Regions from separate parts of the Homo sapiens genome. Here region 2 is linked to region 1. Evidence: chromatin loops called from intact Hi-C (ENCODE). Cell type or tissue: gastrocnemius medialis. All regions are shown on one strand. Links, peaks and the distances in the headings refer to the core of each region. The heading gives the core; the rest is flanking DNA.

Evidence for each region. A loop is a pair of places that touch in the nucleus more often than their neighbours do. Peaks named below come from ENCODE experiments on the same cell type or tissue, not always from the same donor. Only the 100,000 strongest peaks of a DNase experiment are listed, where the experiment ranks them.
Region 2: it touches region 1 in a loop (4-fold over the local background); 35 of 110 quality-filtered maps call a loop at or near these places.

What each region holds. Positions count from the first base shown.
Region 1 is chr13:111,024,611-111,039,910 of GRCh38, reverse strand. No RefSeq gene overlaps it. Among named protein-coding and RNA genes, the nearest start is that of LINC00368, 64 kb to the left of the region's middle. In gastrocnemius medialis, for the core only: no CTCF peak of the experiment used is centred there; DNase peaks (open chromatin) are centred at 8,220 and 9,461; H3K27ac peaks cover 1,914 bases.
Region 2 is chr13:110,919,242-110,934,541 of GRCh38, reverse strand. No RefSeq gene overlaps it. Among named protein-coding and RNA genes, the nearest start is that of ANKRD10, 12 kb to the right of the region's middle. RefSeq lists enhancers at 4,543-5,042, 13,092-13,151, 14,225-14,374. In gastrocnemius medialis, for the core only: CTCF peaks have their summits at 8,925 and 9,140 (motif pointing right); DNase peaks (open chromatin) are centred at 10,161 and 11,239; H3K27ac peaks cover 4,144 bases.

The DNA of each region.
Region 1 (15,300 bases), core at 4,646-12,645:
AATAGACCACAAGACAATGAGTACTGTCAGACGTAGAGAGAGATGTTTCGTAGCAGTGAAAGTCACTTATCAAGAAGACATGACCGTCATAAATGTGCGGATGCTTAAGAAGAGTTTCCACATACATGAAGCAAACATTAAAAAAATTAAAGGAAGAAATAGAAGAACTCACATTTATAGTTGGAGATTTTCACGTCTCTTTCACAGTAATTGGTAGATCAACTAGGTGAACAGTCAGTGAGGACGTGGAAAATCCGGACAACGCTATCGGCTACCTCAATCTAACTGATATTTATAGAATCTTACGCAACTGCAGAACACACCTTTTTTGGTGTAAATTTTTGCTTGTATTCATAGTCTTTTGGGTAACTTCCTTTAGGAGATTATCGATTAATTAAAAGCAGGGTCTATGACTTAATCACCCTTTTCACATCCATAGTTTCTGTCATAATGCTTTGCATACAGAAAACCTCAATAAATACTTGACAAATGAGTGAATGAACTATCCTTTCTAGGAAGATAGGGAGAATTAGCAAAGAAGGAACTACCTAGGGTAAAATGTCATGGATTGTCCACAGGCTGGTGACAAGAAACAGGTAAGGAATCATTTTTCTTTGGTTATCTTGAAACAAAAGATCATAGGAATACATAAGTTCTCAAACACACACACACGCACACACAGGGCCCAAAACTACTGGCTTATGTGGCTCCCTGTGGGTAAACGGATGTGGGAAGTCAGCCCACATTCTCCACCACTGTCCTGCACCTTCATTTCTGGACGTCAAATCCCTGAATCTGTAGAGTGTGCAACCAGACAGCCGTGGGTGCAGGGAGAGCCCCAGGAGGTCAGACCTCAGCCTGAATATCTCCTAGATGCAGCAGTGCTTACAGCTTTTGGTCCAAACCAGAAGTGCCAATCACTCATGGATGACCCAAGCCTTGGGTCTCTCCTCTGTATGGACACGGTTGCCTAGGGCTGTCTACATGGGAGTCACAGCGCTGTCCAGATCACAGGGGCCCCGTGGCTGTCTCAGCTCATTTCTATTTTAATTCTCTCTAGACCTAGATAGATGCAAGCCTCTCCAAAGGTGGAGCCTCAAGGAATCTGTGTAAACCTAATGTTCACGTCCGTTTTCTTGCTCAGAAACATTAAGCTGTTTCCAGGCCAGTGATATCCAGTAGGATTTCCATGGTGAGCTGGAGTGGTTCCTGTCTCCAAGTCATCTCAAATAAGCACTGCAAATTTTCTAAGACACAGATAATTTCAATTAGTTTTATTGATAGGTCAAACTGCCCTGCAGGTGTGTTTTGTGAAGTGTTGCTAGGAAATAAAAAATAAATAATGACAAATTGTCACTGCTCCAAAAATTTTTTGGAGCGACTGATCAATGGGGCAAGGATTAGGTTTCTCTTCTATGCCAATAATAATTATACCGTTGTTATGGGTTGAATTGCATTCCCTCCAATTCATGTGTGGAAGTCCTTAGTCCTTAGTGTCTTCGAATGTGACTCTATTTCTAAATGTAATAGGTCAGATACTCAGAAGCTTTTATAAATTCATTTTTGGGGGAGCTTTTCTACCCCATTTATGGACAAAAGTAAGTTAAATGAAACTGAATAGAATTGGTTAAGACCACACATTTCAGTCAAAAATTCTCAGCGTGAAGAGTGAAGCCGCGTTTTGCCGGGAGATGGAGGCACTTCACCACCAACACGACCTAAATGCGGTTCCGTGCATCTCAGCCAAGGTCTGGCGCTGATCTGCATCTGAGCTCCAAGTTGTGGATTATTTTATGTACTCGTTTCCTTCTCTAAAGATCTCCAGGTTTGCATATGAATATCAATAATCACCCAACAGTGATATCAATGCTAGCTGAAAAGTGCCGTTTTCCTTGCCAAGTGTCTCTGGGAATTCCGAATGCAAAGAGGTAAAGAGAGGAGTGAGACGTGCAAAAATCCCATCTGAGCTGCAGCATTTCCTTGGCTTCCTGCCTGTTGTTAGAACCGCCCTCCATTTCTCCTTCCATTTCCTATCACACGAAGATAGAGAACGCTGGCATGCACCTGCAGAAAATCTGCCCTGATCCCTCCAGTCCCAGAGCCCCTGGGATTTCAATGTCCAGTAGAGCCAGCTGGACCGCCTGAGGCTGAGATGAGGCCCAGGCCCACCTGCTTCCCAGGAGCTGCAAGCTTACCTTTTCATGTGTGCAGGGAGGGGCCATGCGTTCCATCCACAGTGCTCTTTCAGCCCAGGAGACCTGCATGCAGAGGCTTCCTCGAGTTAATTATCTCATCTGCCAGACAGGCTGGTGAGCGCCACACCAGGGCATCTTTAGGCAGGTGGGAAGAGTTTACAGAATTTTCAGAAGTGGGGTTTGGCAAGATGCTTACCACATCTAAATGCAAAGTGTTTTCATCTGAAGGGTTATTACCAGGTGTGGAAACAGGTTCCACACAGGTTTCCTAATGAACAGATGGTCCTCCGACCCGGTGTGGGGGCTGTGCCTGGCTTGCAGAAATGTGTTTGAGCTGCAAAATGGTTTAAATCTCTTTTAAATTGGTTAGGCACATTTAAAAATAGGAAAAGTTCACATAAAATATGAATTTCTGACTTGTCTTTAAAAATAGGGCCATCTGTCCATATGGGATGTGCACTTGTGCATGAATTCCACTGTCCCCAGAGCTGCCCCCATGAGTCCCCACCCTCCCAATCGCCTGGGCCACTCCCCCCACTTCCCCACCTCACTGGACCTTAGAGCACTGGAGCTGCAACCCCTTGTCTACAGCCTGTTGTCTTCCTTTAAGTCAGCACATGTTAAAACCTACAAGTCAGAGAGAGACACAAATAGACTAAGATAACGATTAAAGCAAAACCCAGAGTAAACCATGACACCGCAAAGGAGCGTGTTCCCAGGCGGGAACCAAGGCTGCAGCAGGGCCTTTCCATGTGCACTGACTGCTGCAAATTTATTGGGTGGACAGGAAAAAAACCAGGGCGGGTTACCTTTACAGAAAAGAATAATCTGGTATCTCTTAAGGATGTTTATCTGACTCCTGCCTTGGGCACTTTCGTGCTCACCAGCAGAAATGTCCTTAGCTGCCCATCGGATCCTCACTACTCAACTCTCAGATTCTTCTTTTAACCATTCTTTCAGCTGCAGTTCAAGTTCAGACCAAGAGTAGGAGATGTTCCTCTGGGCTGTATGAAAACCCAAGTTGTCCACCTGAGCTCAGGAGTTCAATACCAGCCTGGCCAACATAGTGCAACCCCATCGCTACTAAAAAAAAAAAAAAAAAAATTAGCCTAGTATGGTGGCACATGCCTGAAGTCCCAGCTACTTGGGAGGCTGAGGCAGGAGAATACCTTGAACCTGGGAGGCAGGGCTTGCAGTGAGCCAAGATTGTGCCGCCACATTCCAGCCTGGGTGACAGAGCGAGACTCCGTCTCAAAAAACAAACAACAAAAAAAAGAACAAAACAAAAAAAAACCCAGGTCACCATTTTAAAATTTAGCTGGAATACTTTTTACCAAAAAAAAATTGCATTTTGAATACCATAAGTGAATAATTTTACCCCATTTTATAATTGCAGGCTGAAACTTATTTCTTAATAATACTCTGTCAAAGAGGTCATGGAGCTCTCCATCTGATTCTACTGATGTAATGCTTCAGGTATTAAATGCCTAAACATAAAAGTATTACAAAATTAGGAGCAATTTTGAAAATGGAGTGCAAATTAGGTAAAGAAATGGACAAGTCTGTTTCTCTAATTGCAAAAAACAATGCTTCTTTTAGAGCAGTGGTTCTTAACTGGGTGTGATTTTCCCCTCCGGACACCTTTGGCAATGTCTGCAGGCATCTTTGGTTGCCACAATGAGGGCGGAGGGGCTCCTGACATCGAATAGACGCCAGGGAGGCTGCTGAGTGCCCGCCAGGGCACAGGACGGCCCCACGACAGAATTCTCCAGCTGAAAGGTCATCCGTCGAGAGACCCTATTCTAGAAAATTAAGTAGTCGAGAGATAATTATGTTAGAATTTGAAGTTAATCAATCATCTGAATAACGTAAGCAAAGAGAATAATCTTTGTTCAAAATCACCCAAATTGGCAGAGCTCTAAATCACCTGATAAGCGTGTCTTCTGCGGAGAGGTGAAAGAATGGCAGGGGGAGTGTTCAAGCCAGGCCACTGTTCATTCTGGGGAATGTGGGAGTCGAATCTGACCACAGCGTACCCTATGAAGCTGCTTTGCAAAAAATATGTGCTCACTAGTGTGTCAACAAAAGTGTTTTTGGACATTTTCAATATTAGTTCAGTCACCTCCCTAAATATCATTAAAATATAGTAACTGTATTTACTATTTCATTTACCACTACACTATCACAGCTTAATTTTTAATAATAGTTCTGAACTATTTATAAGTAATAGTCTTTGTCCATTTATAAGTTAAAAAGTGAAAAATACAGTGAAGCCCAAGTAGAAAATAAAAGCATTCATAACCCTATCTACACAGATAAGATGGTCGTTAATACTTTGCATAGGTGTACAGAATTTCTACATAAACATAGAATCATGCTATATACAGTTTTGTAATCTGCCTTTTATTACTCATATTATTAATATTTCCCATACAAATAAATATCTGTTTATAAGGATTAAAATATAGATTTTCTAAAATTGTTACAGTCTTCATCTTATGGAGGTACCATCGTTTATGTTTTATGTATTTTATGAGTGAATATATAGGTTGTTTTCAACTTCTCACAGACTTAAAAAATCTTATTGAGATAACAATAGACAAATCTGTGTAAACATCTATGTAACTCCTTAGGATAAGTTCCTAGAAGTAGATGTCATGAGCCAGACTTTAGAGATACTGACAAACTGTTCTCCAGAAGGTCTTGTGAGTTGCACATTCCCTGGACATGAATCGTACTCTCACCAACAACATGTGAGAATTGTCTGATATTTGGTACCTCATTTGGGGAAGATATACTATTTTCATTTGTTTGATTATTTGTGAGAAAAAATGTTTTCCATAGGCTTATAGGATATTTATTTTCTATGCTTTTTGTGTATTATCTGTTCCTGTCCTTTGCTCATTTTCCTACAGTATATTTGTCTTTTGTTGCTCCATAAGCATTCTTCATGTGTTATTATACTGTCATCTGTCATTACTCCTCCAGTGTGTTTGTTTATAAATATAATTTAGGCAATTAAAATTTTCCTTTAATGTCTCTTTGGTCCTTTATGGAGTCTATTTTTACATGTATGCTTAGAACCACTTAGTCTCTTAATAATTTTTACCATAATCCTTTTACATTCTGCAATTGATTCCTCATTGTTTTACTAGATTATTTTTAATTTAATTAATTGATTAATTAATTTTTTGAGGTGAGATCTCACTCTGTTGTCCAGGCTGGAGTGCGGTGCCACGATCATAGCTCACTACAGCCTCCAACTCCTGAGCTCTAGTGATCCTCCCGCCTCAGCCTCCCAAAGTGCTAGGATTATAGGCATGAGCTACCACACCTGGTATTATATTGTTTTTTTTAATTATGACTTATGTCTGATTTTTGATGTTTATTCCATCCAATTTAACAGATATTTTTTCCACTCCACGTCTGAGTCTAGCCAGGAGTTGGGCGTACAGAGAGGACTTCCAGGGGAAAGGATCACCTCCGGTTCCTTTGTTGAAGTTAAGTGGGAGAGACAAAGAGGAATAGACCACGACAAGCTTGTCCAGGAGAAGAATTAAGGCATGAGATAGCCCACACAAGGGATTTTGTGATCAATTATAAGCATGGTACCTTTTCACTAACGGTTTCAGTCATATTAAAATGCCACTTGATATTAATAAAACCAACAGTTTAAAAATTACTTTAAACACCCTGCAACCCATCCTTGGACCCTGAGAGCTGCTCCTCTCTCATGGGCTCCTCTGGCAGTAGCAGGAGTCCTTGTCCACGTCGCCCCACGTGGTGGAGCCCGCCTCCTCCTGGCTCAGGGCAACAGGAGGTTGCACAGGCTCGGGGACTGCTTCCAGAAAAAGCCATTCTTCCCAGTTTTTCTCTTTTCTTTTCCCACCTATAAAGTCACTTCTAGGATGTGATGAGCACAGCATTGGAGCTAGAGGCTTACGGTGGGGAAAACCTCAATCAACTCTAAGGAGGAGTTTATAGACTTTCAAATATTGTGAAATCAAATATCACAACTTTAATACAAATTGTGACTCAATATTGTGACTCGCTATTCAGAGGCAAAGCAGTTTCATGGAACAGATTGTTGGACGCGATTAGGCAGCACCGTGTCCCATGCAGATACCTTAGTGAGGACCCTGGCTCATGGAGGTACGAGCAGGGAGCACGAGCACCTCCTGATTCCAGCCGCCCCCTGCCCTGTACACACACTGCCGGGAGAGAGGACTCCCTCCTCCTCTTCCCTCTCTCCTCTCCCATCCTTTCTTCTCTCTCTTTCTCTCTCTCTATTTCCTCTCTCTCTCTTCTCTGTTACTCTCTCCTCCCTCTCCTCTCTCTCTGTCTCTCTCCTCTCTTTCTCTGTGTCTGTCTCTGTATCTCTCTCTGTGCCTCCCTCTCCCACCCTCTCTCCTCCCTCTCCTCTCTCTCTCTGTTTCTCTCTCTCTCTTCTCTCTTCATTTCTCTCTCCTTTCTTTCTCTCTCTGTTTCTATCTCTTCCCCCTTGTTTCTGCCTTGGCTTGTCTTTTACCGTCCCAGAGCTGCTGTAACAAAGCAGTTTTTTCCTCAGGATTCTGAACATCAGAGTCTGTGTGAAGGCATTGCATGGCTGCACTCCCTCCACGGGCTCCAGGGATGGTCCTTCCTGGCCTCTGCTGGGGTCTGGTGTCCCCAGGAGTTCTGTGGCCTGTGGCTGTGTCCCTTCAATCTCAGCCTCTGACTTCATGGCCTCCTCCTGTGGTGTCATCCCCTCTTCTTATGGGAACACCAGCCATTAGACTAGGGTCCGCCCTACATCTAAGATGGTTTCATCTCAAGATCCTTAGCTAAGCACATGTATAAGACCCTATTTCCAAATAAGGGCACATTCTGAGCTTCTGCATGATCCTGCGCATGGGGCATGAGGAGTATTCAACCCTCCAGAGCTTGTAAGGCAGACATGATGGCTTGAGGAGGTACCAGGGGAATGCTGTCACCTCCCCTGACTCTAGGCCATTCCTCCCGCAAGAGGATGTTCTAGACTCTCTCGGTCTGCAGGACCTGCCACTCTTCACACACATGCACTCACTCTCCCCGTCAGGAACCCCCCTGGGCTGGGGTGCAGTTGCCCCACCTGTGGCTGAGTGGATGAGTTGATTTGGGGTGCAGTGACTGGTAGGAAGCTAGTGTGGGCCTGGGTCCAAGCACTGTCCTGCATGTGTCTCTCAGAGAGTTTGCACCAGAAGTGGGGAGGATGTGACAGGGAGGCCTGGGCATCCCCAGTGGTGGCCTCTGGTCATGGAGGAGACACCAGCAGTTCCTGCAGGAGGTGGCCTGGCCATCACCACAGTGAGAGGATCCAGAGGCCCCAGCAGGCCTGTGCTTGCTCAGCCCCCATCTCTCCAGCAAGGCCCAACAGCTCAGATGAGGGTTAGCTCAGACGAGGGTGCAGGCCTGAGGTGGTCAGGAGTGTGGGGCATCCTCACAGGACCAGATTATTGGGAGAGGAGTGGGAAAGGGGCACCAAGCCAGGAACCCGCCCACCATGTTTCTCTGGCTGGTCCCAGGTTGTTCTACACACATTCCCCTGGAGGAGTGGAGGACATGTTATTTTCATTTCAAACCTTGGGCTTTCGGTGCAGAGTCCTGTGCCCTGAGACCCCATAAGTGTGGTCAGATCCATGGAAGCTCACTGGATTGCCCAGTGGTGAGCAGTGGTGTGAAGCTTGGGAACAGCTCCCCATCCCTCCACACTCCCCAGCTGACCCCTTCCTCCATCCTCAAGCTGAGGCCATGGGATGCGGCACCAGCCCCAAGCCAGACCTTCCAGGAGCTAATTCTCCCCAAGAATAAGTTGCTCACCCCATCAGCTCTGATCACAAGTAAGAGCTGCTGAGCAATCGACTGAGGTACTTGGGTAAGCCAGTGTGCTTCCACGAATCCGACCACAGCAAGGGTGTCTCAGGGTGCAGGGCAGCACCACAAGCCCGAGTTCTGAAATAAAAACCACATGTGACAGGATGTTTCCACTGGCTGTTGGGAAGGCTCCGGATTCTAGGTCACTGACTCACATCAGGACTAGGACAGCTGGGCGGTAGTGCCTGCCCTGCCCGCCTCAGGGTTGTAGGACAGGAGTGAGCTGCTTCCTGGGGACAGGTGTCTCTACCACAGCTCATTGGCTACAAGAGAAAGGCCAGAGCTGGCCTGGGCCTACAGAAAGAGCCACTTCACCCTTCTAAATGCACCTGCGCCTGGCGTTATCCAGCATGAAGTCATGAGACTGCAGGACTTGTCATTCAGCAAACAGACACCCATTGGTGAAACAGCTGTTAATGATGAACAAATCTATCTTAAGATAGCAAGAATGAGCCTGGGATAGCAACAGCATTTCTATTAAACATGGCTGCCCAAATGATCATTCGCTTAACACAGCCTGTATTTGAGAAGTGTGACTTCTTTGCAAGAAAGTTAAGATTTAGACCCAATGTTGCCCGTTGTGAGAAAGCCACAGAGGCACAGAGAACTGGCAAGCACACATGAGCTCTCCACAAAAGTTGTCTGTGACGACGCTGAGGGTGAACTCTGCTCGGGAACTACTACAGCGGCTGGCATGGCAGCTGAGAAGCCTCGGTTGACTTCATGACTGGCTGCCTCATGGCTCACCTGCGTTCCCTAAGCACATACCAGTCTGCAGGGGAAGCCCAGGGAGTCTAGTGTTCATTCTGAGATTAAAACTTTGATGCATGGAACTTCAAAACTGAATAATCAAGGTGCAACTAGATACATAAAATTAAACCCCCTTTAAACATTAAACCTCAGATAATTGATTTAAATTCATTTGGTCTACTCAGTGATTCATTCTAAAATTTCTAACTGCTGTTAGTTTTCAGATGTCAAAATCAATTACTTTACTTAAATGAGCTGGGCTTTCTCTTGTGGCCATAGTTGCCATTTGCCTATGGGGAGAGAAAAGGTGGAAAGAGGTAAAGGATTTAGGAGCAGCATGTGGAAAACGGTCTCAATTTTTACAGCAACCACATTTGGGAGGGCTTTAGACCTCCTTTAGAGGCTATGGTTAAGACCTTAAATTGGTGCAGCTGGGTGTTGGAGCGGCTCACTTTTCTACCCCGTGACAAAGAGGAAGAAGAAGAGGTTAAAGTCGGCTTTAATGCCATGTCTATCAGTGCCGTCCCAAATGCCACGAGCTTAGTGTCCTTCTGGCTGCCTGGGCTGGAAAGCATCTGTCCGGAGGGGACGGTGCCCAATGACATCTTGGTCCAACGATGGCACGAGTGCCAAGTTAGGAAGACAGGCTCCACGGGCAGGCTGAGAACCCTGTTGGCAGCATCCTTGAGCGCATCCCGGATGCGTTCTCTGTGCGCTGGGCATCAGGGCCGCCAACTGCTCCAGCCACACTGCTGCAATTCGATGGCACAAAGCGGTGAGTCCACGGATGCTTTGCCCACGAAGACAGGGAGTTCTGCCCTGTAACCGTGGCTGGAGCGTGGGGATGGTAGGCACTCTCTGGAGAGAGTGGCGACCCAGGATGGCAGTCCCAACGGCTGAGGGCAGTGAGCCCTGCAGCCATGCTGTGCCCACACACCCAGGGAGTTCCACAGCGCTGGGCAGCAGGGACTGCTCGAGGCCCATCGTGGCGATGTGGGACAAAGGCACAAGACCGAACGTAGGTGTGCAGCCTCCAGCAGAGCCTGGGAGGACTCGGAAACAGCCTGTCACGGGTCCCACTGGGCTCTGGCCAGAATTTCACTGTAAAAAAAGTGCTCAGCTAGCATCACTAGCACAGAATGGGACAGCAACCTTTTCCTAGGTCAGCAACAAGGTAGGGGTTAAAAACACTTTTAAACCCTGCAGATCGGGGTTGAAAACCCTTTGTCAAAGAACCAGTGGAGAGCGGTGATTACAAGGCAGTTGGACCAGTAGAGGCGTTAGGGAGAGGACCCGAGTGGCAGGAATGCCCAGCACTGACCTGGCGTGTATCTGGAAATGCATCCCCATCGGAGTCCGACCCTGAGCCTGCGTGTTCACGGACCATCCTTTTGACCCTTGTGGCACACTGTATAATTTAGCAATGGGCGCAACAGTCATATCTGTTTTACAATGTCGTGCTTTTCCTTCTGCTTCGTGTCCCCCAAACCAGATTCTAAGTAATACGCGCCTGTACTTTTTAGTAGCCTTTTCCACGTTCCATGGAGAACTGACCTGTCTTGGGTCTTTCAGAACCTTCCACAGAAGAACTGTTCTGGGGGCTGTCCCTGCAGCAGAGAGAAGAGTGTGGTGGGGGGAAGGAGTCCACTTCCCTTGGACACACGCTCCCAGGTGGTCTCCTGGATGCTACCACCTCGGCACCCCCGAGCTGCTGAGCCCAGTCTCCCGACCCTGCCCGGCATCTCTATGGCACGTGAGTGCTCCACACTGCAGCTCACAGGCACCCAATCATCTCCCCATTTTCTCCACCCAAACACCCCCTCCTGCGCACTCTATTTAGAAAGTGAATATCCGTTGCACATTTCAGCCGGTCACTTGGAATTCATCTTAAATGGCTTTTTCCTTGCAATGTTTACACCCACTAGATCACCAAGTCCTGCGAATTTTGCTTCTTAAATTTCTTTCTTCCTTTCCTCCTTCCTTCCTTCCTTTCTTCCTTCCTTCCTCCCTCCCTCCCTCTCTCTCTTTCTTTCTCTCTCTTTCTCTCTCTCTTTTTTGACGGAGTCTCATTCTGTCACCAGGCTGGAGTGCAGTGGTGCAATCTCGGCTACTACAACCTCCGCCTCCCAGATTCAAGCGATTTTCCTCCCTCAGCCTCCCAAGTAACTGGGACTACAGGCGCGCACCACCATGCCCAGCTAATTTTTGTATTTTTAGTAGAGACAGGGTTTCACCATGTTGACCAGGATGGTCTCGATCTCTTGACTTTGTGATCCGCCTTCCTGGGCCTCCCAAAGTGCTGGGATTACAGGCATGAGCCACCGCGCCCAGCCTGCTTCTTAAATTTCTCCCAAATCTCTCCCCTCCTGTCCAGCCTATTACACAGCCTTAGCTCAGTGCCTGCTGGCTTTTCTCCTGGCTCTCCAGCATGCTGGCCTGACTATACCTCTGCAGGGCCTCTGTGGGGATCTTCCAAAAGAGGACGCTGCCAGGCTTCCTCATCATCCAGATAAAGCACAGACTCTTCTCAAGCTGCCCTCAACCAGCCTCAGAGGGCACACAGGGCCTCGGAGGCATCAGCAAGGGCCACCCTTGCTCTTGGCCCTGGGACTAAAGCCACATGCTGCCTTAGGAGTCTGAGACCTGAACTTTTTCTCTTTATTCAAAATTCCTTCCTAAGGGGCCTGGAGGAGTCATCTCTGCAGACTGTCAATCTTGCTAAACAGGTCATTTTCTTCCAGTGTCTTGTGGTTTGCACTTGCAACCTGGCTCCAGCGTAGTACCCCATGATGATGAGCAGAAGTCCTGATCTCAACTTAAATATGCCTTTCTGCTGACTCCGAGTTTTCAGAGAAAGCTTTGTTCTTTTAATCAACTGCACATCAAAGAATCTTTAATCCCGCCTATGATCTGTAAGCCGCCACTTCAAGATATCTCACCTTTTTGTGCCAAGCCAAAGTATAACCTCCAGGTATTGATTCATGACTTTGCCTGTACCTCCTGCCTCCCTGAAATGTATGAGTTGCATACCGACTGCCTCGAAACCACCCACTCAGGGCTTCTTGGGTTTGTGTTTTCCCCAGGCTGCGGTCACTCATGTTGGCTCAGAATAAACCTCTTTGACATATTTTATGGAGTTTTGGTATTTTTCCACTTGAAGATGCAGTTCCTAACTCTCTAGCACCTCTCCTCGGTGCATTTTGTGTTACAGTATTGAGCAAGATTTCAGAATCAAAGCAGTATACATAGAGTAAATGAGCTGGTGTGTGTACATGTCATGCGAGTGGCACGCATAACGTGAAAAGATTAAAGTACTGCCATCCTTGTAAGTACTCAGCGAGCATTAACTATCATCATTCTTCTACCAGCACAAAGGTTTATATGTAACTTGAGGCCACATCGTGGATCCCATGGGTATGAACAAAGGAATCCTTTCACATGACCCCAACACTCTTGTTTTGGGCAGGGATTTTTCAGTTACACATCTCAACCGGCAAAGATGTGTGAGAGACTCAGTACGTCAAAGGCCTCTGGGAACGCCTGCCTGACAGTGACCTTGAGACCACCCTTGCATCAAGGTCATTCCCACACAACAGCCTGTAAAAATCTTTTGATATTTGCATTGCAATTTCAGCTATCTAAGCATCATTTTAGAGAGAATTAACTCCTTTATGACATCATCTTCCCAATTTAGCATCTCCCTCCATTTATTTAGAATTTCTTTATTTCTCGCAGTAATGCTGTTTCTGCACAGAACCTTTGCACACCTCCTGTTAAATACATTTGACAGCTGATGTTTTTACTCATGTTTCTGTTTGTTACTCGTGTACAGAAGCACAACTGCTGTTTTTTTAAAAACATTGACCCTATAGCCGGGCATTGTGGCATGCGTCTGTAGTCCCATCTACTCCAGAAGCTGAGGTAAGAGGATTGCTTGAGCCCTGGAGGTCAAGGCTGCAGTGAGCTCTGATCATGCCATTGCACTCCAGCCTGGGTGACAGAATGAGACCCCGTCTTAAAAAAAAATGTTGACCCTGCACCCATAAACTAGTTAAACTCACTTATTAATTCTAATTATATTTGAAATCTTTTAAGCTTTCTACATATAAAATCATAACATCCACTAATAGAAATGTCTTATTTTTTCCCTACCCAATCTTTCTTATTTCTATGCCATACTGCACCAGCGAGGACCTCCAGTAAAAGGTGAACATATGTGGGTAGGTGAGCATTCTTGTTTGTTCCTAATCTCAGAACACTATCAACATTTTGCTATATTCAGTGTGATGCCTGCTGTAAGGTTTTTGTTGTTTCCCTTAATTTGGATAAGAAAGTTCCATATTCTTATATTACAAATGTGTATTTATTAAACACTTTTCTGCACAGATTAAGATAATCAGATGATTTTTCTTTTTTCTTTCTTGTTAACGTGATGAATTATACTGGTTAATTTCCAAACGTTAACCCATCTTGTATTCCTGGAATAAACCTGACGTGCTCACGGTTTCCATCTAGGCTCGTGAGTGGTTAGTGATGTGGTTTGGATATTCGTCCTGCCAAATCTCATGTTGAGATGTAATCCCAGTATTAGGGGTGGGGCTCGGTGGGAGGCGATGGGATCACAGGGTGGATTTCTCATGAGTAGTTTAGCATCATCCTCTTGGTGCATCCTTAAGATAGTGAATCAGTCCGCCCGAGATCTGGTTGTTTAAAAGTGTGTGGCACCTTCCGTCTCCCTCTCTTTCTCGCTCCTGCTCTCAGTGGGCGACGTGCCTGCTCCCGCTTCACCTTCCGCCATGAGCGAAAGCTCCCTGAGGCCTCCCAGAAGCCGAGCAGACGCTGGAGCCAAGCTTCCTTACAGCCCGCAGAACCAGGAGCCAGTGAAACCTCTTTTCTCTACAAATTACCCAGTCTTAGGTATTTCTTTATAGTGATGCAAAACCGGCCTAACACAGTTGGCTTGCAGTTTTCCTCTCCTGAAATGTCAGGTTTTGGCATCAGTGCTGTTTTCGTGTCATAAAATAAATATGCAGTGCTCCTTCTTTACTTATTCTCTGTAAGAATTTGTGTTTGCCATTTCATTGTTAGACGTTTATAAGAATTTACTGGCGAATTCATTTGGGATTAAAGAGTTCTTTGCGTGAAGGTTTTAAGTTACATCTTCAGACAATAAATTCAGAATTAGGATGATAAAGGATTTTTTCTTTGTACAAATTTCCAAAATATTTGTACTTTTTAAAAGAATTTGTCTATCTTATGTAAAATTTCAAGTTTATTGAATAAAAAGTTGCTTATAATATCTTCTTATTATTTTAATAAGATTAGATGTGCCCTTTTATATTCTTGAAATTTTTATACCTTCCCTCTTTTTTTGATCAGTCTCACCAATGGATGATTAGATTTTTTAGTTATTTCAAAGAACCAAATAAAATAATGGTTTTATTGATCTTCTCTATTATACACTTATTTCCTATTTCATTAATTTTTGCTTTTATCTTATTTTTATAGTTTCTTTGGATTTAAAATGCTGCTGTTTTTCTAACTTCTTAAAATGCATACTCAGCTTATTTTGGCTTTTTTCCCCCATAATATTTGTTTCTAAATTCATACTTCTCTTTATGCAAGGCTTTAGCTGTAACCTAAAAGCTACTGAAACGTAGTACTTTCATTATCACTTAATTCAAAATACTTTTAAATTTCCACCATGTTATTTTCTGTGGCTCATGGGTTGTTTAGATGTGTATATGTTACTTGCTATATGTGAGGATTTTCCGAGTATCTTTTTATTACTTATTTCAAGTTTAATTCATTGTGGTGAGAGAAAATATCCATGTCCTTCAACTCGAATCATCTTTTATCATGGGCATCCTAGTGGGTGTGAGATGGTGTCTCACTGTGGTTTTGATTTGCATTTCCCTAATGATTAGTGATGTTGAGCATCTTTTCATGTGCTTCTTGGCCATTTGTAGGTCTTCCTTGAAGAAATGTCTATTTAATTGCTTTGCCCATTTAAAAATGTTTGTTGTTGTTGTTGTTGTTGAGTTGTGGGAATTCTTTATATATTCTAGATATCAACCCTTTATCAAGTATCTGATTCGCACATATTTTCTCACATCCCATGGGTTGCCTTTGATGGCTGTGTCCTGTGGTGCAGTTTTAAATTTTGATGTGGTCAAATTTATGTCTTATTTCCTCTGTTGCCCGTGCTTTCAGTATCATATTCAATAAATTACTGCCAACTGCAATGTCATGAAGGTGTTCCCCTGTGTTTCCTTCTAAGAGTCTTATAGTTTTAATCTTATGTTTAGTAAGAGTTGAATCTTACAAAACAATATTTAATAAGAGTTAAAATGATAACTAATGTAAGTGTATTCATATATGGTAATTACTATTAAGTAATATTTATACGTGGTAGAAGGTAAGCGTCCATCTTCATTCTTTTGCACGTGAATGAATCTCTAAT
Region 2 (15,300 bases), core at 4,975-12,974, 110 kb after region 1:
TTTACTATGCTCTTTTTCTTTTTCTTTGAGGAGGAACATGGGGGCTAATTCCCTGACCCAAAAGAGAGCATAACCCATCTTTTCTTGTGAGGATGAGGTTTTATTATTCATATGTGGAATTAAAGTTTGGCACACCCAATCCTCATCCGAGCCAAACTTAGGCCAAAAGACCAAAGGCTTACAAATGGGATATTTGGGCCCAATAAGACAGCAATCTTTATCATCTTTTGCTTTTCCTTGTCCCTGGTTTGAGGGTTGTCCCTCCAAACCTGCAGCATTCTCCCCAACAGACTATCCGTGGGAATGTCAGAGGGAGTCTCCTTAGTTCTCTGTTTCCTTTGTTCGCTAGGCCTAGAATTTTCAGTTCGTCTCTTTGTCTGTGCTTTCCCTTGGTATGCAGCCCCTGCTACAAGAGCTTTCTTGCACACGCTGAGAATGGCTTCCTCCATCTCTGGCTGTTTCCCTTGTGGGAGAACAGAACCACAGATTGGGACTCCACACTTGCCTTGTATCTAAGACACATCTCAGTCACACACACTTGACCTCCAAAAATGCCCCACCACCCAGGCAATACTTACAGTCCAATTTTCCGACCTTGGCTAGTGCAAAAGGTTGCCTGGTTTCTGCAGTGCCTGCTTTTGACCCTGTGTCGTCTCCACTGCCTCCTGAATAACAGTCTTGGGTTTGTCTACGACTTCTGCAGGAGCTGCTATGCCCAGACAGAGTGGGCCACCTAAAGTGGGTGGGACGCATCTCCCGTCTAGGCTGGAGTCCCACTCCATGCAGGCACAGATATCCCGGATGAGCCCCCAAGTTGTGAAAAACAAACTCACCCCTTCAAACCTAAAGAAGGGACTCAGAGACACAGAGAGCAGCAGAAGCGAGACTTTTAGTGACAGTCTTGCAAGATCGGGGGCCTGGTGGACAGGCACACTCAACACGGTTACCATAAGCAATTTATCCCCTAGTGCACGGGTCCCTCCCCTGATTCCTCATAAGATGAGTACTATGGGGTCACAATCTTCCCAGACATTGCCTATTGGTCATTGAATAGGGGCTTTTAGGTATATTTTTAGGGTCACCTCACTGCATTCTGTTGCAGTCCACAATGTGTTGCAGTTATAGTTAGCTCAGGGGCTTTTTAAATATTTGACCTATGACCTAGGTAGGCAAGTTGATGAGAATAGATAAAGCAAGCTATTTTGGAGGCTAGTAAACTTTTTTTCTAGACTAAACTTCTTTGGTTTGGGTGAGGGCAACTAAGGGGCCCCAACAAGCAGGTGCTGGCTATCAAAGTAGGGGCCTCATGTAGTCTGTTCTTTGGTGGTTTGCAGACCCAAGCCTATTCGAGGTACTTTGTCTCGGAAATGGACCACCACATACGTTATTTCCTTCAATACCTATTAAGACAGCTAAATTAAAACACAGTGATAACACCAAATGCTGGTGAGGAGGCAGAGAAGCTGGACCTCTCATGCATTGCTAGTAGGAATGTAAAATGGCACAGACACTTTGGGAAATTATTTGGCCATGTCTTATAAAATGAAGCACAAAAATACCATACAACCCAGCAGTCACACTCTTAGGCATTTATCTCAGAGAAATAAAAACTTATATTCACGCCAAAATCTGTACACAGATATTCAGAGTGCTTTTATTCATAATTGTAACAACCTAGAAATAACCCCAAAATGTTCAACTTTGGTATATCCAAACAATGAAATACTACTCACCAGTGAAAAAGGAACAATCCGTGATACGAACAATCTGGGTAGATCTCAAAGGCAATTGTGTTCAGTAAAAAAATCATAGGGGCATTACTCTCAGTGGAAAAAGCTCACCTCAAAAGGTTACATACTGTGTGATTTCTACAACATTCTCAAAATGACAAACCAAGAGAGATGGAAAACATTGTAGGTGCCAGGAGCCAGGGACTGGGAGTTGGGGGTGCAAATATAAAGGGGTATTGTAGCCTGCACAACATGGTGAAACTCCATCTCTACAAAAAAATGCAAAAAAAATTAGCCAGGTGTGGTGGTGCATGCCTACAGTCCCAGCTACTTGGAGGGCTGGGAGGTGGGAGGATTGCTTGAGCCCAGAAGGTCGAGGCTGCAGTGAGCAGTGAGCCAAGATCTTGCAACTGCACTCCAGCCTGGGCAACAGAGGGAGGCCCTGCCTCCAAAAAAGAACCTGGGAGGCGGAGGTTGCAGTGAGCCGAGATTGCACTACTGCACTCCAGCCTGGGCAACAGAGCGAGACTCCATCAAAAAAAAACAAAACAAAACAAATAAAAAAAACAAAACCAACAACAACAAAAAAACCCTAAAAACTGAAAAAATAAATAAATAAAGGAGTCATGAAGGAACTCTTTGTGCTGGCTCAATAGTTCTGTAACTTGAATGTAGTGTTGGTCACATGAACCTGTACAAGGGGCAAAATTGCACAGGACACACACAAACATGCACACATGCATGCAAACGTGGTGCACATGGCATAGGGCTTATAATACTGTAGAAATGTCATTTTCCTGGCTTTCATATTGCACTACAGTTAGGTAAGATACCATCATTGGAGGAAGCTGAGCAGGAGGTACCCAGGACCCTATGTACTCTTTTCACAACTTCTGTGGAGCTAGAATTTATTTTATAAATTACTTCAAAGGTTTTAAAGATGTTAAGTCCAGTGTCCTCAGCAGTTATGAAGTGTGCACAAGTCCAGGGATTTTTCTGAATGCCCTAGGAGACATAATTACAGGCTTCAGAAGGCTTACAATCTAACTTTATGAACAAAAATAACTTTATGAATAAAAATATGTTTAATATTAGCTAGCAAAAACCACTGATAAATCAGTTTATAGGTAGCAAATACTGAAGATTTGCTGCTGAGCTGGAAGTGAGCCTTCCTTGTGTATCTAATCTGACGGGCACTCCATGGAGAAGGAAGAACCCCCGGAAGGTGTAGAAGGTGTGGCGGCTGAGCAAGGGAGATTGCCTCTGGGTGGCCATGGCTGCCACAGAAAGCCTTCGTCCCTGCTGTGAGTGGGACGGGAAGGAAGACATTTTGGAGCGACACTCCTCCCTTCTCCATAGTTTCAATCCTTTGAAATTGAATGAGAAATGTTCCTCATCTCCCAAAATCTTCTTGCCTCAAGAGTACAATTGTTCAATATTCATTTGAATATGCTTTCGTTTAACTAGTATTTGCATATTATTTTCCTCTTTCATTTTCAACGTTTTTGTGCCCTTATATTTAAGATATCCACCCTTATATTTAAGGTATATCTTTTGCAAACAACATATAGGAGGATTTTAGAAGTCTACTGCAACCATTGGTTTGCCTTTAACTGGAGTATTTACTCCACTCGATGAAATGTAACTGGGGATGTAGTTTGGCTTCTATCTGCTACCTCAGTATTTGTTCTCTATTTGTCCCATCTGTTCTATAGTCCTTTTCTCTCCTTTCTTGTCTTCTGTTGTATTTATTAGGTATTTTTGTTTTCCTTTTTCCTTCTATTAAATTATTAAACATTCTTTTAATGATGATAGCTATTATGACATAACTCTCTGCCTTACTAGAACCTACAATCCATCGGTACTTTTACGACTTCACGGACAATGCAAAGGCAATAGAATGTTTAACTCTCATGCACTTTTCTACGTTTTCCAACATTTTTCCTCTTTGGGCTATAATCTGGATATAGCAAAAGTGAACAAGGAATCCCTCCCTCCCACTAGAGGCCACCCAGTGCTGGTGTGACAGCCAGGGTGGGGGGCTGAGATTCAGCCCACAGAGTCTCTTTGGACAGATGCTCTTGTCCAGTGCCACGTATCCTGAGCAAGCACATGCAGCGGCCCAAGACCAGGAGCTCAGTGAGGACCGGGTAGTCTTGGCAGTGAGAAGACACTCCATCTTCCAAGGAATTCGTGAACGAGGAGAGAATGAAGGTGTAAGACTCTGGAGGTGGAGGAGACTCTGTGGTCTCCAGGGAGGCACCTGCTGCTCCTTTGTGTCCCCTCATCCCTGCAAAATGTAAGCAGATGCTCCCCTAGTTCCACATCAGGCAGAGTGGGTTTTAGGGTTTGAAGCTGCATCTGCATTTTGGTTTTGCAAATTAAAATACATCTGCATCACATATTCCATGTTGGCTTCTTTTTCACACATTCTATGTGGGCATAGTTTCTTGGGGAAGATGTTCAATACCTCAACATGTTCTTGGTGTCATTAATCCCCAACTACCACATAATTTTAGTTATTTCCTTTTTGCTTCTGGAAAAATACTTTTTAATTTCCATGAAATTAGGGATTTTTTAATTGCTATTTTTAAAATTTTATTATGGACACAGGTTGTGTAGTATTTGGGAGAAGGGGGGTTAGTGATGATTACTGAAATTTCCATTTTAGAACTGAAAAATAAAAGGGAATTTGCCAGACCATATTTCAAAACATATTACGAAACTACAGGGTATGAAACAGTATGGCACAAGAATAGACAGAATATCGATGGAATGGAGTAAAGTGTCCAGAAATTCTGAGAGTCCTGGTGTTTAGCATATGATGAGGATGTGAAAGATTTGGGAACAATGGGTAAATGACTGGGAAAACTCTGAGTTCAAACGTTAACACATACCACACAATAAAATAAATTGAGATGAGCTAAATATTTAAATATCAAGAATAAAAGCATGGAATGACTAAAAGGAAATATAAGGGAATTGTACCATTCTGAGTCTAGTAAGTAACTTAAACAGAACTTTAATATAAAGAATTATTAAGTGTGATTAGGGAGTAACTATAAAGACAGATTAGTAACTATAAAGACTGAAAAGACAGGCACACCAGGGCTGAGGGCAAGGGCCCCAAAAAGGAGAAATGTGGAAGGAGCCCTGTCCCCCAGGCCAGGGTCCAGAGTCACTGTCCAGGTTTGGCTGCCAACCATGGGGTTGTGAGGATGTTTTCTGGCCAGAGCTGCTCCCTAGCCGGGCACGGGACACAGCCTCCTGGGCCTGGGCAGTGGGTGGGCAGGTGAGGTCTGGGCACACAGGTCATGTGAGGAGACTCCTGGGCAGGGATCCCAGGGTCAGGCAGCTGAGGGGCTGCACCCTCTGAGCAGGGGCTGTGGCAGAGCCCCCTGGAATGTCCCCACCTTCCTGCACCACAGAGAGACCCCTCAGTAGGAACAAAGAAGAGAACAGACACAGCACAGCTGGCCCAGGAGGGAAAAGTCCCTTCCTCTTGCCACATCCTCTAGCATCTTCCGGTGGGGACACTTAACACTGTGAGCCCACACAGTGGCCACCTGTGGTCCCAGCTACTTGGGAGGATGAGGCAGGAGGATGGCTTGAGCCCAGGGGCTCAAAGCTGCAGTGAGCTATGATCACACCACTGCACTCCAGCCTGGGCAACAGAGTGAGACCCTGTCTCAAAAAAAAAGAAAAATTAACATCGATAAGGAGAAATGCTTGAAAAGACAAGTCCATATGGCAGAGTAGAGATCAAGTTTGAAGGTAGGAGGCAGTAAATCAATAACTGGCAAAGAAATATTTTTATAATCAGGGTATGTCTCTCAATGTAACTCCAGCCACAGAAACTCAAAAGAGAACATAATGCCAATCTTGACTACCTGAAATAGAGACACTTTGCACAGTGAAGGGTGCTGCGAAAACAGGCAAGACAGCTCTGCAATACAACAGAGAGCTGCAACCCTTGAATAGAAAAAGACTCATAAATTAATAAAACACAAATAATCCCAACATGCCAAGGGCAGCTCAGAGCAGAAACACAAAGCACATGAAAACATAAAACACATAGAAATACATTGGTAGCAGCCTCATTGACAATTTTTAAAGTGCAAATTAACAGTGGCATATGGTGGGTGCTTAATAAATACTTGTTGAATGAATTATTTTTGCATAAAACTATGGGTAATACCCAATATTAGCCAGGGTGTGGGGAAACAGGTACTCTCAAACATTGTTGGTGCAAGTATAAATTAGCCAAAATTTTCTGGAAGGAAATCTGAAACTTTTCCAGGAAATGAGACCTGGAAAAGCCATTATAATGTGCATAAAACTGGCCCAGAGATTCCACCTCAGGAAATGAGACAAACAAGCAAAGAACCATACACAAATAAATTCACCTCAAAATTGTTTATCATTGCAAAAAGAGATGAATTCACCAATAAAGGAGGAGTAAATAAATTATGCTACAGGCACATATTGGGATATTGCACAGCTATTAAAAAGAATAGTAGAGATGTCTATTACCAGCCTGAAAAGCCTGAAATTTGTTAAGTAAATGACTCAGGTTACAGACAGTGTGTGTAATATGATTCCATTTTACTTGAAAAATCATGGGTATATTAATATATAAAGATACAGGTTGAGTACCCCACATCCAAAATGCTTAAGACCCGAAGTGTTTTGGATATGGAGTTTTTGGAATATTCGCCTTATGTATACTTACCGGTTGAGCATCCCATATCCAGAAATCCAAAGTCCAAAATTCTCCAATGAGCATTTCCTCTGAGTGTTATACTGGTGCTCAATGTTTTGAATTTTGGACTATTTCAGATTTCAGGTTTTTTGATTTGGCATGCTCAATCTGTATTTATATCTATGTGTGTGTGTGGAAATGTATACAACAAATGAAATTACCTCTAGGATAGAATTACAAGGGGCTTTCATCTCACTTTCTTTTTGTTTTCTTCAACTTTTATTTTGAGTTCAGGGGTACATGTGCAGGGTGTGCAGGTTTGTTACATAGTTAAATGTGTGCCATGGAGGTTTGCTGCACAGATCATCCCATCACCTAGGTATGAAGCCAGCATCCCTCAGCTATTCCTCCTGATGCTCTCCCTCCCTCGATCCCACCCCCAACACGCTCCAGTGTCTGTTGTTCCCCTTTGTGTCCATGTGTGCTCATCATTCAGCTCCCACTTATAAGTGAGAACATGTGGTGTTTGGTTTTCTGTTCCTGTGTTAGTTTGCTGAGAATAATGGCTTCCAACTCCATCCATGTCCCTTCAAAGGACATAATCTCATTCCTTTTTATGGCTGCATAGTATTCCATGGTGTATACGTGCCACATTTTCTTTATCCAGCCTATCACTGATTGATAGGCATTTAGGTTGATTCCATGTCTTTGCAATTGTGAATAGTGCTGTGATGAACATACGAGTACATGTGCCTTTATGGTAGAATGACTTCTATTTCTTTGGGTATACACCCAGTAATGGGATTGCTAGGTCAACTGGTATTCCTGCCTTTAGGTTCATTTTCTACTTTATATATTTCTGTAATGTCTAGACTTTGTTACAAGAACCATTATTTTTGGCAAAAGAAAATGCTCATTTTAAAAATGAAGCAATATAGAAATGTTCCAAAGAGAAATGTCCCCAACATGTACCATTCAAAAACTCTCAGGTGAAAATCATTTTCCAGATCTTTCTATGGGGAGAGAGAAGTATAATTGTACATACTTAGTAAACAGAGAGGGAAGAGGGGAAAGAGAGAAGAACAATTCACAGAGCAGACGATAATGTCATATACGGCTCTGCTCCTGGAGCCCAGCAGTGAGTTAGAAGACCTGGCCCTGCTGTTCACTCAGCTGCTCTCCATCCTCCTGAGTCTCTTGTGGGCATTTTGCCACCCTGGGTGGGGTTCCATTCTTTAAAGCCATTTATTTTTTTCTTCAAGATGGGCCCCAGGTCAAGTCTGGTACTGAACCAAAGAAACAGTATTCTCCTAGCAGAAGAAACAAAACAACTAGTTATGTGATTTATTGATAGATGAGGTACATATTAGTCTCCAATATCCCAGTGCCACTGTATTAGTCAGGGTTCTCTAGAGGGACAGAATGAATAGGATAGATGTACATATAAAAGGGAGTTTATTAAGGAGTACTGACTCACACCATCACAAGGTGAGGTCCCACAGTAGGCCATCTGCAAGCTGAGGAGCAAGGAAGCCAGTTCAAGTCCCAAAGCTATAGAACTTGGAGTCCGATATTGGAGGGCAGGAAGCATCCAGCATGGGAGAAAGATGGAGGCCAGAAGACTAAACCAGTCTAGTCTTTCCAAGTTCTCCTGCCTGCTTTTATTCTGGCCACACTGGCAGCTGATGAGATGGTGCCCACCCAGACTGAGGGTGGGTCTGCCTCTCCCAGTCCACTGACTCAAATGTTAATCTCCTTTGGCAACACCCTCACAGACACACCCAGGATCAATATTTTGCATCCTTCAATGCAATCAAGTTGACACTCAACTATCACAGCCACTCAATAAAAATAAAATTTGAGATATATATGTTATTTAAACCCTTTCCCTAACCACATCCCAAGTAAAGAGAAACAGGTGAAATTAATTTGAACAATATATTTTCTTTAACTCAGTGTATCCTAAGTATTATCAATTTATTATATCAACATATTTACATATATTAACATACATTCAACATTTAAAATGATTAATGAGCTATTTCATATTCCTTCACTTTCACTCAGCCTTGGAAGTTCGGTGTGTGTTTCACAGCACGTCTCAATGGGGCACTGAAGTTTCACTGAGAACAGTTGATCCTTACTTAGATTCCAGACCATTACATTTGAAAGAGTTCCATGCACAGATCTAAGTTGTTCCAAACATACTTAAGAATTTTCCAATAACTGAATCAGGCTTCAGTTTTTAAGTTCACATTTAAATAAATTAAAATTAAATAAAATTTAAAATTTAGTTCCTCAGTCTGACGGGCCACATTTCAAGTGCTCAAAAGCACCCTTTGGCCAGCAGCTGCTACGGCCCACACAGCTTTCTACTGTCCTTTACAAGCAATTGAAAGAGATTTGCAAGTGTTACAGGAAAGGGGTCCCCAACTTCAAGAGAGGGTTCTTGGATCTCCTGCAAGAAAGAATTCAGGGCAACTCCCTAAAGTGAAAGTATGGTTATTAAGAAAGTAGAGAAATAAAAGAACCGCTACTCCATAGACAGAGCAGGCCTGAGGGCGGCTGGTTGCCCATTTTTATGGTTATTTCTTGATTATATGCTAAACAAGGGGTGGATTATACATGCCTCCCATTTTTAGACCATATAGGGTAACTTCCTGACGTTGCCATGGCATCTGTAAACCGTCATGGTGCTGGTGGGACTGTAGTAGTGAGGACCACCAGAGGTCACTCTCATCCCTATCTTGGTTTTGGTGGGTTTTAGCTGGCTTCTTTACTACAACCTGTTTTATCAGCAAGGTTTTCATGACCTGTATCTTGTGCCAGCCTCCTATGTCATCCTGTGACTTGGAATGCTTTAACCATCTGGGAACGCAGCCCAGTAGGTCTCAGCCTCATTTTACCCAGTCCCTATTCAAGATGGAGTTGCCCTGGTTCACACACCTCAGACACAAGGGCAGTTTTGACTGGGAAACAAGCAGCGAATGATTCGAATTTGTCACTCAATCCCTAAAGACAAAACTCCACTGTAAATTTAGTTTTACCTAAATTTATTCGTTAAATCATTTAGTTAAATTCTGAGCATCCGCTGTGAAGGAGGCCTTGTCTCTCTGGGCCATCCATTCAAGGGGGCCAGGACAGTTAGTGAGAAATCGGATCATTCCAGAGGTACGTGCTGGGAAGAAAGCAAAGCAGGATGGCGCTGTGGAAGACGACTCGGGCTGGGGTTCAGGCCATACCATTCCTCCAAGATGACATTTTAAGGGGAGGCCTGAAAGACAAGGAGTCAGCAGTGTGAGTTTTGGGTGACAGCATTCCCAGCAGACAGAGCTGGGTCCAGGAACAGGAAGCCCGAGGCCTGCATAACCTCAGTGAGGGCAAGAGACAGCAGTAAAAGGCTGGGCTGGAGGGGAACCAAGTCTCTATGCCATTTGTATTTTGTTCCAAGTTCAATGAAAAGGCATTGGAAGGTTTTAAGCTGGCGCTATTATTAGATTTATATCATAAAAAGATCCTCTGGCTGCTGGACAGGAAAAGCTGAGAGGTTACTGTGTCAGTTTAAGTGAGAGAGAATGGGTCAGAGAGATAGGAGGGGAGAAAGAAAGAGGTGTGTGGACTTGAGATATATTTGGAGGTAGGGCCCCCTGAGCTTGCAGATGGTTTGCACGTGGGAGTTGGGAAAGTATTGACCTGCAGGTGCTGGACTCAAGCCCCTGGATAGGTGGTGGTGTTATTTACAGAGTTAGAGAACACTATGTATGTGTGGGATGGGCAGCAGGTGTGGGGAGGGTGACTCAAGAATTTAATTTGGGGCATGACTAGAGATGCCCCTCAGAGATCCAAATGGAGATATTTACTAAGCCACAGGATCTGAGTCTGGAGCTCAGAGGAGAGGTCAGGGCTAGACACATAAATTCAGAAATCACCAGTTGTAAGTAGTGTTTGGAGGTGTGAGATTAAATGACATTGCCTAGGAAGAAAATACAGAGAATGGAGGATCTAGGACCCAGCCCTGGGGTCTTTGAACATTTGGAGGTCCAGCAAGAGTTGGTGTGTCATGGAAGCCAGGACAGAGTGTTTCAAAAAGGAGCTAATGGGCAACTTGTTGCATGCTCCAGCAAGATAAAGCCAGATAAGAATAGAGAATTGAGCATTTGATTTGGCAGATTTGAAGGACTATGATGAATTTCACTGGTTATCCCTGGGAGTGCTGCGGACTAATGCCCAGTTGGAAAGGGTTGAGAAGGGCCTGGGAGACGATGGCTGCAGACAATCCTTTGAAAGGACAGAGGAGGGATGGGCAGGAGCTAGAAGGGGGTATGATGAGTGTGTGTGCTTATATTAAGGTAGAGAACCACTGTAAGTGGTCGCAGCAGATTTGCCTGATGAGGGGACTAATCCATTCAGTAGAGCAGATAAATTACTGATTTCTGAGCATCTTGCTTATTGGACATTTGTGTCTGTTTCCAGTACATTGCCTGTCAATATCCTTTGCCCCTGTTGCTCATCTCTCTCTTCTTGATATGTAGAAGTTCTTTTTATATGCTGAATGCGAATGCTTTACAGTCACGCCCTTCATACAACCTTTTGGTCAATGACAGGCTGCATATACAATAGTGGTCCCATGAGATGATAATACTATTAATATATTTTGACTGTACCTTTCCTATGTTTAGGTATGTTAAATATGCAAATACTTACCATTATGTCACAATTGCCTGCAGTATTCTGTATGGGAACATGCTGTACAGGTTAGTAGCCTAGGAGCAACAAGCTCCACCATCTAGCCTCGGTGTGTGACAGGCGGTACCATCCAAGTTTGTGGGGGCGCCCTCCAAGATGCTGAAATGAGGAAATCGCCTAATGGCGCATTTCTTAGAACGTATCCCTGCTGTTAAGCGAGGCATGACTGTATGTGTTAAATGAATTGCAAACAATTTCCCTTGTTCTGTAGCTTGTCTTTTGCTTTGAAAGAAGTTATTAATAACAACTGAAAGACATTATTATATTATTACTTATAGGCAAGTCTGGACATTTCTATGGCTGTGCTTTACGTGTCTTGTTGAGAAATCCTCCAACCCTCTAAGGTCATAAAGATGTTCTGCTGTCTTTTCTTCTAAATCTTTTTCCATTTTGCTTTCACATTGAAGTCTAATCCACCTGGAACAGATTTTTGAGTGTGTTTGAACTCTAATTGTTCCTCTGTCCTCGCCCCCTGCTCCTTGGAGTCAGGCTGGAGTGAAGCAGGGGGAAGGCATGTCCAAGTAAACAGGAGCAACTCTGGGTCTCTGGCCCCGGTTATTCTCTGTAGAGTGACACGTCCTTGCCAGCACACCGAACCTGCAGTCAGTGTGGATAAAAGTCACAGGCTGAGTGCTGCCGCACTTTGGAGAATGAAGAGGAAACAGCCATCCTACAGTTGGGATGAACTGCCCCCGGCCAGAGGTCAGAATGCTGGAGCCGCAGCAGCCTGTGTAGAGGACAGTGCCAGGTGAAGCAGTCCCCCAGGGGCACCAGGTCCAAGGAGCAGGGCACAGGAGCCCAAGAGGCACCAGGGATGTTCTCAGCAGCTGGCCTGCCCTCAGTGGCGCCAGTTTCTGACAACAAAGCCCCTAGCAGCCATTACCACTGCAATTTAGCCTTCATGAAAAAGCAAAACAAAAAAAATCTAATAGCAATACCTAGTATCAGAAAGAATCGGGAACTGGGATTTTGGTGAATTGCTGTTGGCAGTGTAAATTCATAAAGGCACTTGGGAGAGCAATTAGTACCCAGCATCTTCCTAGTCTAGAGATTCTTCCACACCCAAAAGCTCACCTGACCCTCACAATGACCTTTACCTGGACAGGATAATTATTGTCTTCCTTTAACAAATGAGGAAACTAAGGCAGGGCAGGGAGGAAACCCTTCCTCCAGCAGAAGAACCCCCTGTGCAATATTCTTTGCAATATTCTTTTCAACCCAGCCTTCAGAAACAGGGAAAAGAAAAAGAAGGCTGTCACAACAAGAAATTGAACTGTCCCGGTAGTCATCCACGGGCTCTGCACCAGGGCCAGAGCTGTGCTGTTTTCTCCAGCTTCCATCCCTGCTTCTGGCTGCTCTGTAAAACAGTTAGCTAAGCTTATAGTCAGCGCTCAAGTCTGGAAGAGCCTGGAGGGTTGTGGAAGGTTTTAGGCGCTATAGGATAAAGGGAGACAATCAACCATCTTTCTGCTAGGCAGAGCCCACACTGTGACTTGATCTCTTTGGCTCCCCACGCCCTGGTGCTTCTGCATGGCTGGGACTTGCATTCACTCAGTCTTGTGCTGTGAGGTATGAGCGGTTTTAAGGTGACATCCACGTCCTCTTATAACATGAGATGGGCGGATTATTTTATCCTAGGTCATGAAGATTCCTATCAGGGTAAATGCTTTTGTTTTTAGAATGTTCTTAAGGAATAATACAATAGTGACAATTTCAGGAGGGGTGAGGAAGATGTAAATCCCTTGAGTCACATAAGGTACCAGGGTCTGGTCCAGGCAGAAGCGGGTCAGTGGGCCCTGACTCGAGGCTGGGCACTCGGCTAGTGGAGGAGAGCATGTGTGGGGGGTGGCGGGGGCACCAGCACCCCTCCCAGGAATATCGGCAGAAGCCATTTTAATAACCGTAATGACTCACTAGGGACTTTCCTCTATGGTATCCACATGGGGAAATTAAGGAATCGGTTGAAAACATTTTCAAGGACTGCATTGGGTTACTAAATTAAAGGTCAAGATGTCAGGAAACCACCTGCGGGTCATCCTCCCCCAGCAGCACCTCCGGTGGCTTGCTCTTTCCTTAGGTGGCAGGGACCAGCTGGCAGCTTGTTTCCCTTTCCTTCCTTCAACACCGTCGCCCACCCATCCCTCCCCACGCCACGGTCAGTCTCCAGCAGACAGACCTGCCCTTGCTTCTGAGTAGAACTGGGGACTTTTCCTTTTTTTTTTTTTTTTAATGGGTAATCACTTTTGCTAATTTAAAGTGATTTTGCTAATCACTTTTTTAACAAGACAAAAGCAAGACAGGAAGATTAGTAAGATTCTAGAATCTTCATGTTCTTTGTATTTGAGATCCCCGGTCCATGGTGCTTTCTCTCTTTCTGAAGGGAGCTATCAACTGATTTGAAGCTCAGTCTTCCATTTCAATTTCATGCCATTCAGGAAATAGGTATTAAGGACTTAATATGGGCTGGGCACTGTCCTACTTCCTACGTTCGAGGGATACAGTAATGATGGAGAGAGAGAGAGAGAGACAGAGATCCATCTGTGACACTGCTCAGCAGAACATGGAGCATCAGCCAGAAGTATTTAATATTTTCAGAGCAGTCTCCTCTATCTGCTTAAGGGGCTCACCAAGAGCTCCCCTCCAGAGCAGAGCGGGGGCAGCTGGAAAGACAATCGTTGGTTTCCACACTTAAAGCCCACAGAAGCAAATCTCTGGCATGTTTCTAATTACAAGAGTATATGAATAGGGGGATGCAGTCTCAGGCACGCCTCTCCACAGTCAGGATTTTTTTAAAAATCTCTCTCTTTCACGATTAGAAAAAGAAGTAACATTTACTTGTCTGGTTTTTAAATTGTTTCATTTGGAGGTGACGGGAAATCCTGTGAGGGTAAATGCTTTTCTTTCTAGAATGTTCTTAAGGAATAAATACAATAGTGGCAATTTCAGGAAGGGTGAGGAAGATATAAATCCCTTGAGTCACACCAGGTACCAGGGCCCGGTCCAGCCAGGAGCCGGTCAGTGGCTGGGCACTCGGCCAGAGGAGGAGAGCATGGCAAGGCCACCAGCACCCCTCCCAGGAAGATCAGCAGAAGCCATTTTAATAACTCGCTAGGGACTCACTAGGGACTTTCCTCTATGGTACCCACATGGGGAAATTCAGAAATCAGTTGAAAACATTTTCAAGACTAGACACCTGGATCCTCCCGGGCCTGCCTGCAGGGGACAGAAGCTCCTGTCCTAACATGGGAAACAGCTTTGGAAAGGGAAGTGAACAGCACTGGAGAAGCCAGTGCACAGAGGCATCCAGGGGGTGGCTGGTGCCTCCCCACCTCGGGCGAGAGAGGTGGAACCCAGCAAGGACCAGTGTGTTATTTCCTGGAGCTGGACAGCTTCACAACAGAAATGTGTTGTCCTGCAGTCCCGCAGGCTGGAAGGCCCAGATGGAGGTGTCAGGGCTGTGAGAGAAGGATCTGCTCCAGGCCTCTCCATGGCTTCTCGTGATTTGCCGTCGTCTTTGGGATTCCTTGGCTTGTAGAAGCATCACCCCCATCTCTGCCTCCATCTTCACGTGGTCGTCTTCCCCTGTGTCTGTGTTCAACTGTCCCTTTATTTTTATTTTTTATTTTTTTTGAGACAGAGTTTTGTTCTTGTGGCCCAGGCTGGAGTGCAGTGGTGCGATCTCAGCTCACCGCAACCTCTGCCTCCCGGGTTCAAACAATTCTCCTGCCCCAGCCTTCCGAGTACCTGGGATTACAGGCATGTGCCAGCACACCAGGCTAATTTTGTATTTTTTTTTTTTTTTCAGTAGAGACGGGGTTTCTCCATGCTGGTCAGGCTGGTCTCAAACTCGCGACCTCAGGTGATATGCCCACCTCGGCCTCCCAAAGTGCTGGGATTACAGGCATGACAAATGTCGCCTTTTTATAAGGACACCAGTTATATGGGATTGGGGGCCCACCCTACTTCAGTGTGACCTCATGTCAACTAGTTATATCTGCAATGACCCTATTTCCAAATAAGGCCACATTCTTAGTTCTGGGGGTTAGGACTTCACATGAATTTGGGGGGGACACAATTCAACCCAGATCAGAAGGAGTGGACTCTGGGACAGGGCAGGGAGCA